Linked DNA regions of Homo sapiens: region 2 is linked to region 1. A link is a contact called in ENCODE Hi-C or POLR2A ChIA-PET data. All regions are on one chromosome and are shown on one strand. Each heading gives the region's core, a stretch centred on a gene start or an enhancer-like site at or near the end of the contact. The rest is flanking DNA. Distances are from core to core; before and after follow the strand shown.

Region 1 (4,708 bases), core at 1,990-4,489:
TTTTCAGTCTCAAAAGATGGTGTGTGTGCGTATTCATAAGTGAAATTCCAAGGAAGCCAAGCAAAGGCTAAAACTGGGGCTTTCTTGGGGGCTGGGGGAGGGGGGTGAAGGGGAGAGAAAAACCATGATGCAGTTTTAGAGGTTCACAAACTCCAACTTTCAAAAACGAATTTCCAAAAGGATAAAATATTTTCTTCTTAAGAGATTATCAATTATGTAGATCCAAGAAACTGCCAGAGAAGAGAAGTAGGGAGAAGACGCAAGACTTGTTCTGCTCTCAGAAATATTGCTGGTAGAACTGAAATGAACACACGAAGCCACGGATCTTTGAAAGAACTTCTTAAACTTCATTAATTCATCAGACAACACCCAGTAATTCACTTACAGAGTGTGACTTGTTCCTGTAATCAATTCACCACAAAAATTTGAGGTATGTTAAACCTATGGCTTCACCTTCTTTGACCTCCAACCAGGGAACCGGAGGGGAAATGACTGACAAATGCTGACATTAACAGTGAAGCAAGCAGAATTCCAGAACCAGGGAAACCCACATATTGAGAGTTACCTCATGGTTATTTGTTTTTATAGGACTGACCTTGACTATGTATTCTTTCTCCAGATATGAGAAAGGAAAATATGTCCAAAATTTGTGACAGAATTAACAGCAGGACTGCTAACCTTACATCCGAGACTCCTGGGAGGACCAAGCTACAGGGACCACCCATGTTCTGCTCTGGGAACTAGCTTATGATAACTTCACCGTCAGACACTCAAGGTCCCCTCTCTGCCTGGTGTTGACTGATTTCTGTAAGACCACCAGAAATTGTGTAAATCACTTAGAAGAAATTAGAGTTATACTTCATACATGCCTTAGCAATCAGGAGGCACAAGCAAGCAGAAGACAAGTCCTGGAAAGGATTCAGACTTTCTCCTCATTTCTTGCCCAAGATACTAGTCCAGTGAACTCCAACACCTTAGCCACAACACAAGGAAGTTAAGATTTATACTTAGTTGAAATTTCGTGCACTCCACCAACAGTTGCCAATCTGAGAGAACCCTACCACAGATGAGGGCAGAGATCTTGTGGGATGAGCTGCAAAAGGCATTTGGATATTTGAACATGGTATGTACTTTCATCTCCTTAGAAACACAGCCTGGTCCAGCCGTGCTCACGCCTATAATCCCAGCACTTTTGGAGGCGGAGACGGACGGGTCACCTGAGGTCAGGAGTTCGAGACCAGCCTGGCCAACATGGTGAAACCCCTTCGCTACTAAAAATACACAAACACACACAAAAATTAGCCCGGCATGGTGGTGCACACCTGTAATCCCAGCTACTCAGGAGGCTGAGGCAGGAGAATCGTTTGAGCCCGGGAGGCGGAGGTTGCAGTGAGCCCAGATTGCACCACTGCACTCCAGCCTGGGTGACAAGAGCAAAACTCCGTCAAAAAAAGAAAAGAAAAGGAAGAGAGGAGAGGAGAGGGGAGGGGAGGGGAGGGGAGGGGAGGGGAGGGGAGAGGAGAGGAGAGGAGAGGAGGGGAGAGGAGAGGAGAAAAGAAAGCAAAGCAGAGCACAGCAGAGCAGAGCAGAGCAGAGCAGCCTGGTCCATTGGCTAGCATGAACAACCAACCCCAAAGCTTCCACTTTTCCGGTAGCTGTAGAAGATACATTGATATATTAACACAGAAAACGAGAAAGAAGGGTTAAGAGTGTCAATTTGAAGGAAAATTGGGTGAGTGGCAGTGGAGGTTGAAGAACTCATTCAAATTCCCTCTGCTGAAGCATCCAGAGAGATCTTCAAAGTTATGGATGTGAACAATATGTCAATATGCATACTATACCTCCTGACGCTAACTTTAGGCAAGTTAGGCATACAAAAATAAAACTAGAAAGAGAGGACTGATGCCTAGTAACCCAGTCCAATGCATACCACCAGAAAACGTAAGCCCTCTATCAAAGGAGAAAAAGTCAACACTTAGGGTGGATACTTTGACTGAGACTGCCTCAAACAGCTTCGCCTCCTCCAAGCATACCTTCTCTTTAACCTTTGATCTTTACTTTTTTGTAGGTGAAGGGGAGAAGAGAGAGAAATTTGTTTTGGAACAGGTCTTTCAACTTCACTATTTTGAAGATTCTTTTAAACTTCAGAGAAAAGGTGCAGACTACAGTATAGGAAGGATAAGAGAGAGGAGACAAAAGAAATGGGAAGTGAGAAGGGAGAAGAGAAATGGGAAGTGAGAAGGGAGAAGAGAAATGGGAAGTGAGAAGGGAGAAGATAAATTGTACTAGATTCAGCTTTGTCAATGCCTCATGAATTAGTGCTGAATGGGTACTTTAAACATCACCTTATCAGGACAGTCCTCTTTTTGAGAGAGAAGCTGGCTCTGAGAAAGAGAGAAAAAGACTTGTCCAAGTTAATCAATTGTTGCATACAGAGATAGGGCCACCAGATATCTGGATTCACAAACTGAGACACATATTTAAGGAGACCCAATTCGAAAGACTGAACAGAGATGACGGGGGCAGCAGGGAGGGCTCAAGAGAGCGTGTGAGAGCCGCAGGGGCTTTGCAGTGGAGGAGCGCTCTGTGGGTACCTTGATGTAGGCCCGCTGCAGGTAGTTGTAGGGCACTCTGCGCTGGAAGTCGCTGCGCACATCCTCGCTGACGCGGTGGCGGGATGCGGGGCCCCCGAGGCGCTGGGTCTCACAGCTGCGATAACAGCGCGCCCGCCCCAACAAGGAGCGGAAAAGGGGCAGCTCAGCGCCGGGGCCCTCGCCGGGGGGCGGGGGCGGGAGCGGGTGGCGCGCCGCGCAGTGGCGGGCACAGCGCGTGCGGATTTCCCGCAGGCGCCGGTGGCTGCGCAGCGCCGCTTCCAAGTCGCGCACCGCTCGCTCGTAGTCTCCGCTGTAGTAGGCGGCCGCGCCGCTGGCGTAGAGCAGGTCGAAGGGCTGCAGAGGCCCGGGCTCCAGCTCCAGCTCCCGGCGTGGGCTGTCCGGGGGGCCGCCCCACAGTGGCGGCGGCAGTAGCAGCGGCAGCAGCAGCAGCAGCGGCGGCGCCCAGATGCGCTCCCGCATCCTCCGCCTCAGAGAGGCGCGGGACGGTTACGCTCGAGAGGGCTTCGGGGCACCTCGCGTCCGGGTCCCCTCTCCCACCTTCCCTCGGGGAAGCGCGCCGACTCCGCCGCGATCTGGCCGCTCCGCGAGCCCCAGGTGACCGCCGGCGCTCCGCGTACTGAGAGGCGGAGGCCGTGCCTGGCCAGCCGCTCTTAAAGGGACGCCCACAGCTCACACGCTCCTCCTGCTGCCTGAGACTCCGAGAGCCGCTCTCCCAGGCTCCCCGCTGCAGCGGCGGGGCTGCCAGGGGCGGCACACTCCAGCGCCAGCCAGAGAGCTAGCGCCGCTTGAGGCCGGCCGGGGACGAGGCGCTTTACACGTGAGCTCCCTTCTGGTTGTACAAGTGGATAGTATTAGTCTTCTTTTTGGGAAATAAAGAAAATCCAGCTTAGCAAGGTTAGGGCCTTAATCATATTCTGGAATCTCTGTATGGCCTCGCAGTTTGCAGAGTGCTTCACCTTCTAAATGAAGCCTGGAGCGCCATTTCAGACTGAATCAAACCGTAGATGCCATGTGTACCTACGCAACAAATCTGCGCATTCTGCACGTGTATCCCGGAACGTAAAGTTAAAAAAAAAAAGAATAAATAAATAAATAAATAGAAAAAAAACCCATAGAGGCCCTGTAGGCCCAGATGCGGAGGTTTAAGAAGATAAGTGATTTGCCTAAATGCATAGAGCTGAGAAGTGGCAAAGGACGGACCCAACCCAGGGCCTTTAGAACCAAAGCTTACCGCTTCTTCTCTTGGGGAAGGTTTCTCCCTTACCTTTTCGTCCAACTTGGTGTGGATGTGTGTCCGGGCATTGGATCAGGGCGCTGGGCCAGGGGAAGAACAATATATAGCCTGCCTTTCCTGTGCAGCCCGTGGTTTTACAGGGCCCAGAGAACCTTTGGAGGCAGGAGGAGCTGTACTCGCATTCTGGCTCCGTCCGTTTACCAGCTGTGTGACCTTGGCAACTGAGGGCCTCAGTTTCCTCATCTCCTAAACAGCCAGACGCCTAACACGTAAAATGCTATTCAGAAAAAAATTCTTGCTGTGGGCCAGGTGCAGTGGCTCACCCCTGTAATCCCAGCACTTTGGGAGGCCAAGGCGGGTGGATCACCTGAGGTCAGGAGTTCGAGACCAGCCTGGCCACCATGGCAAAACCCCGTCTCTACTAAAAATACAAAAATTAGCTGGGCGTGGTGGCACGTGCCTGCAGACCCAGCTACTCAGGAGGCTGAGGCAGGATAATTGCTTGAACCTGGGAGGTGAAGGTTGCAGTGAGCTGAGATCATGCAGCCTGGGTGACAGAGTGAGACTCCGTCTCAAAAACAAAAAAAACAAAGAAAAAGAAAAGAGAGGAGAGGAGGGGAGGGGAGGGGACGGGAGAGGAGAGGGAAATTCTTATTCTAAGAGTTGAACAAAGAGGCAATTTAGTATATCCCTTACCTCAAGGAATTAAGCAATCTGCATCAATCTAGGAATGAGAAAGCTGACAGAAATGGTTGCCAGATTCCAAACGACTAGCTGGAGGCTTCCTGTTCCTCCCCTTCTCCTCTGTCACGAATACATTCTTAGCCAAGGTGTTCCCCTCTTTCGTGTTCCTTGGCTT
Region 2 (4,910 bases), core at 556-3,055, 270 kb after region 1:
TGTGTACAGTAATCACCCCTTCTCCTTGAGGAATATGTTCAAAGACCCTCAGTGGATGTCAGAAACGAAGGACAGTACTGGATCCTACACACACTATACGCAACAGTAGGTCAGATCACCGAGGCAGCTATTAAGTGACTAAGGGGTGGGTAGTGCATACAATGTGGAAATGCTGGCCAAAGGGATGATTCATATCCCATGTGAAGTGGGATGGCTTGAGATTTCATCACGCTATTCAGAACAGTGTTCAATTTACCACTGATGAATTGTTTATCTATGAAATTTCCCATGTAATTTTTGCAGACCATGATTAACCACTGGTAACTGAAGCCTCAAAAGGGAAATTCTGGATAGCAGGGGTGGTACTGTAGACCCTATGTATAGAAATAATTAAGCTTATATTCCACCTATGGTTTTCCATGCAGCTTTTACATTTAAATTTACGTTTTATATACTTGAATAAAATGAATTAAAATTAGAAAAAACAAAGTTTAGCCACAAAAAGTTTATTATTGTAATATATTTTGAAAAATGGTTTATCAATACTGATTTTAGCCTTTTATACTGTATATTATGATCAAATAATTTTCAAATGGAAAAAAGTAATCCTTTTATAAGCTGTTGGTAAAATAAGAATCTTAGTAGCTGATTCATGCCAGAGTAATTACCTCTTTCTGGCCTTTTCTCTGCTCCTTTCTTTCTCTCCCTCCCAATTTCTTTCTCTCACTCTGTCTCCCCTTTGACATTCTCTCCTACATTAAGAATCACCACTTTGTTTTTACTGTTCTCATTCAAAATTTTTATTTTAGTATATAGAAGTCTACCTGATGAAGAGAAAATGTTGATATATGTGCTTTTTAAAGCATATTAAAGAGTATTGGTTATGGAATTTGTAGACCCATTAAGGATACCTATTCAGATACAGATAAAATTCCAGTTGCCCCAGTTACATATTAAAAACTTTTTTTTACAAAAAAGAAACACACTTTCTTCCTAATATAACAGTTTTTTTTTCTTCATTAGACGCGTTTTCAAACATTGGTCCATGAGGGAAAAGTAATAATATAGGAAATTCTTAGTCATGTTAATATTTTCCATTTAGCTATTACTGACAGATGCTATTCTAAGCGACTTACAGGCACAATATCTTTTATTCCTCATATGAAGAACAAGCATTATATAAAGAAAATATTAATACATGCATTTTCAGAAACTACAGCCCAAGGGCTCTCAGACCATAAATTCAGAGCAAGAATTTCCACCCAGAGCTGTCTGCATTAAAATGCACACTTGTTCCCACTCTACGATGCTGAAAGGTTAGGAGCCTTGGCTGTCCCTACTGCCCAGGTGCTACAAGTCCTTCATGGGGCTGTTCTACGCAACACTTTGGAATGCAGACTCCCTTGAGCGAGCACTTGTTTAGCATAGTTTCACCAGTGGCCTGTCTGTCTAAAGTAGTCGGCGAATATTAAAATAGTCCTAACAATAAAATAACACTCAGTCAACCGTGTAGCCTTCTTCCGAGTGGGGAGGAGAATAGCTCACTCTCCCTAGAGGGCCTAAGAAAGATCAGTTTACAGGTTCCAGCATGGGGTGGGACCCTTCCTCCTTCCCCCGTCTTGGCACTGGCACTTGGTCTGGTGACCACCACTAGCCCACAGTTGGGTCAGAAAACGTTACAGAACTCCTCTCTCCCCCACCCGAAACACACTCAGCCCTTGCACTGACCTGCCTTCTGATTGGAGGCTGGTTGCTTCGGATAATGACCTCCAGGACCCCACTGTTGGTTACAGCCTGTTTGTATTATTCTTACTGCAACTCAAGACACCTGCAGCAGGGCGTGAGAAAAAGTAAAAGACCAGTATTTTCACATTGCCAGGTACCAGAAACACAGAAGACTGACACCCGCCACTTAAGTGGGGCCAGGGCTGGTGTCTGCCCATGTTGCCATCCTGATGGGCTGCTTGCCACAATGAGGGATCTTCTTCAATACATCGCTTGCTTCTTTGCCTTTTTCTCTGCTGGGTTTTTGATTGTGGCCACCTGGACTGACTGTTGGATGGTGAATGCTGATGACTCTCTGGAGGTAAGAAGATAGCAGCTTCTTTTCATGATCCAGGCCAGCCCAAATTTTCGCTAAGTCCCAACTGCCATGTACAACATTCAGTATCTTTACTAAGGCTAATGATACCAAAAATAGGCAACATGGACTATTTATTGAGTCTTTACATTATTAGCTCATTTAATCCTCATAGTTAATTTATGAGGTAGGTCTTGTTATCCCATTAAACAGATGAAGTTACTAAATAGTTCCTCCTTTTTTCACAAGGATAAATTTCCACAAGGGTAATTAAGTGATCTCTGCTACTGAGACCTCCAGAAATTCACGTCTTCCATTGCTGCATATATCATATTGAGTAACATTTCAGTACCACCCTTTTTTCTAAGATAAATTTTTTACTCTTGATGACAGCATTAAGAATAGTGTGATAGACTTTTTTTAAGGAGTGTTAATAATCTAAAACGTTGAGAAAGAAAATGCAAGGCATGCAAAACCTACCCAATTAACATGCAAGAGGAAAAAACATTATCTTAATGATTTCCAAGTAAAAGAAAAAATGTTGAGGGAGAAAATGTCTTTCCAGTGCATCCCAATGTACGGGGGACAGGCATGGATTTAAATCCTCCCTTAAAATGAGTTGCTCTAGGGAACTGACTACTATTCAAAAGATGAGTGAGTGGGTTCACATTTGAGGATTTTATTTTTCTCGCTGGAGAAGCTCAGAAAGAAGTAATTTTGAAGTTCAAAACCATTACCTGTGGCCATAGGAATCTGAGAGAGGCAGAACTGAGTAAAAAATCAAATCTTCAGAATTAGCTGCTGTTCATTAATGAGGCTTAGGAAAACACAGGTAAGAAAAAGAAACAATATTTCAAGAGCTCAAAAAAAGGAGTATATAGCAAAACAATTTGCTTTTTAATGTGCATCCTGAAGGGAACAATTTACCCTAGCAAATGCTATAATGTCACCTCTATAAAGTTTAAGAAAGATACTCGACTGAGTTTATATATTTTTCTTCTAATTTTCTTTATTAAACTCTCAAATTGGAGTTCCAAATGGAAAGTAATAATGATTCTATTTTGCTGTGCATTATTTTTGCTGCTCGCTTTTTCTTGCTTTTAATTTGCCTCTGACTTGAACATGGCATTTCAAAACCAATGGAGTTAGGAATACCTCTTTAATGCTAGAAAATTACATTTCCAAAAATTGTGATAGAATTGAACTACTGTAAAGGATGTCTGCTATAAGTGAGCCCAGTGATGCATTTTATCTGGCCATGAATATATGCAAAGAATGAAATAAATGCCCTTTGAACAGTGCTCAGGGAAAAGTGCAGATAAAACGTTCTGCTGTCATTAGTTTGCCATTATCTAGATGGCCAGTGGTAGGTGATGAATACAGAAATATGTTTAACTTGAGCATAATTATAATTATGTTTTTTAAAATACAAAAAAATGTAAAATCCCATCTAGGGGCATTGTTAAAATATTTTCTAAAACAATTTAAAAGTCTTTCTGCTTAAGCTGACATAATTGCTAACTTCATTTGATAAGAAATAGTTTTAGAAAGGGTCAAACCTTGCTGAGAGAGAGATTGAGAGTCCTGGAATTTAAAGTGTCTTCTTTCATTTTAGTATAACCAACCAATTTGCCATCTGTCCCATGAAAGAATACTTCTAGTTAAAACGAATGGAATGAGCAGTCCAGGTTACACACCTCAAGTAAACCCTTGCTAACCTTGAAAAATAGTTAATATTTCTTAGCTTCCTTCTTATTTCCCATACTTAAAATGTATTGCTATAATATTCCCAAGAAGCCTTCACATTTAAAGGAAGAGGCTGGGCATGGTGGCTTATGCCTGTAATCCCAATACTTTGGAAGGCCGAGGCGGGCAGATCACAGGTCAAGAGATTGAGACCATCCTGGCCGACATAGTGAAACCCCATCTCTAACAAAAATACAAAAATTAGCTGGGTGTGGTGGCAGGGGCCTGTAGTCCCAGCTACTAAGGAGGCTGAGGCAGGAGAATCGCTTGAACTAGGGAGGAGGAGGTTGCACTGAGCCGAGATTGTGCCACTGCACTCCAGCCTGGCGACAGAGCGAGACTCCATCTTAAAAAAGAAGAAGAAGAAGAAGAACCCTGTAACAAATCCGGCTCCCTTCTCTTTCAACAATCTCTTTAGTTGTCAATATTTTTAAAGAGACAATAATCTCTTATAATAATTGCTACTTCAACAGGCCAGGATAGAAACTTATATTTTCCACAAATTTGAAGGTTCTGATGCTAGCTCAATTGCTCTTCTCTTTTCTTGCCGCCATCCTCATTTATATATCACCTTTGGTCCATATAACAACTCACTTTATGTTTTTATTTTTATTTTTTTATAGATTTGGTCTCACGCTGTCACCCAGGATAGAGTGTACTGGTGTGATCATATCTCACTGCAGATTCAAACTTCTAGGCTCAAGTCATCCTCCCACCTCAGCCTCCCTAGTAGCTAGGCCTACAGGTGCATGTCCCCACAACTGGCTAATTTTAAAAATTTTTTGTAAGAACAAGGACTTTCTCTGTTCTCTAGGCTGGTCTCCAACTCCAGGCCTCAAGTGATCCTCTTGCCTCGGCCTCCTAAAGTACTGGGATTATAGGAGTGAACCACCACAGCAGCTCACTTTAATCCATTGTTGGACAAAAGTCAACGAAACAAGTGTTTTGTTTTGTTTTGATTTTTTAAGAAAAAAAAGGAATACCAATAGACAATTTAAATAAGAAGGAGTATTATACTTTTCCAGTTTTTTTTTTTTTTTTTAGTATATTTGGATGATGTTGGCACGGGATTTAGAAGAAGAGT

The links. A loop is a pair of places that touch in the nucleus more often than their neighbours do. ChIA-PET counts read pairs that join two places held with the same protein, here RNA polymerase II (POLR2A). Pooled maps may share reads with other maps.
Region 2: a map of Caki2 shows a loop between it and region 1 (5-fold over the local background). The contact joins the promoter of CLDN16 here to the promoter of P3H2 in region 1. A Hi-C loop is called at or near these places in 4 of 168 maps with a recorded cell type or tissue (Caki2, HepG2, MCF 10A and 1 more), 1 of 37 single-sample maps with no recorded cell type and 5 of 50 pooled maps. POLR2A ChIA-PET finds 5 or more read pairs at or near these places in 1 of 52 experiments (MCF 10A).

The regions. Positions count from the first base shown.
Region 1 is chr3:190,117,658-190,122,365 of GRCh38, forward strand. It overlaps P3H2 (prolyl 3-hydroxylase 2), which reads right to left and starts at 3,240. Exons shown (of 15, transcript NM_018192.4): 1 at 2,595-3,240. The coding sequence starts at 3,074. P3H2-AS1 (P3H2 antisense RNA 1) reads left to right here and starts at 3,307. Exons shown (of 4, transcript NR_126419.1): 1 at 3,307-3,432. RefSeq lists silencers at 2,717-2,796, 3,007-3,236, 3,183-3,477 and an enhancer at 3,447-3,626.
Region 2 is chr3:190,386,358-190,391,267 of GRCh38, forward strand. It overlaps CLDN16 (claudin 16), which reads left to right and starts at 1,806. Exons shown (of 5, transcript NM_006580.4): 1 at 1,806-2,086. The coding sequence starts at 1,973. RefSeq lists an enhancer at 63-357.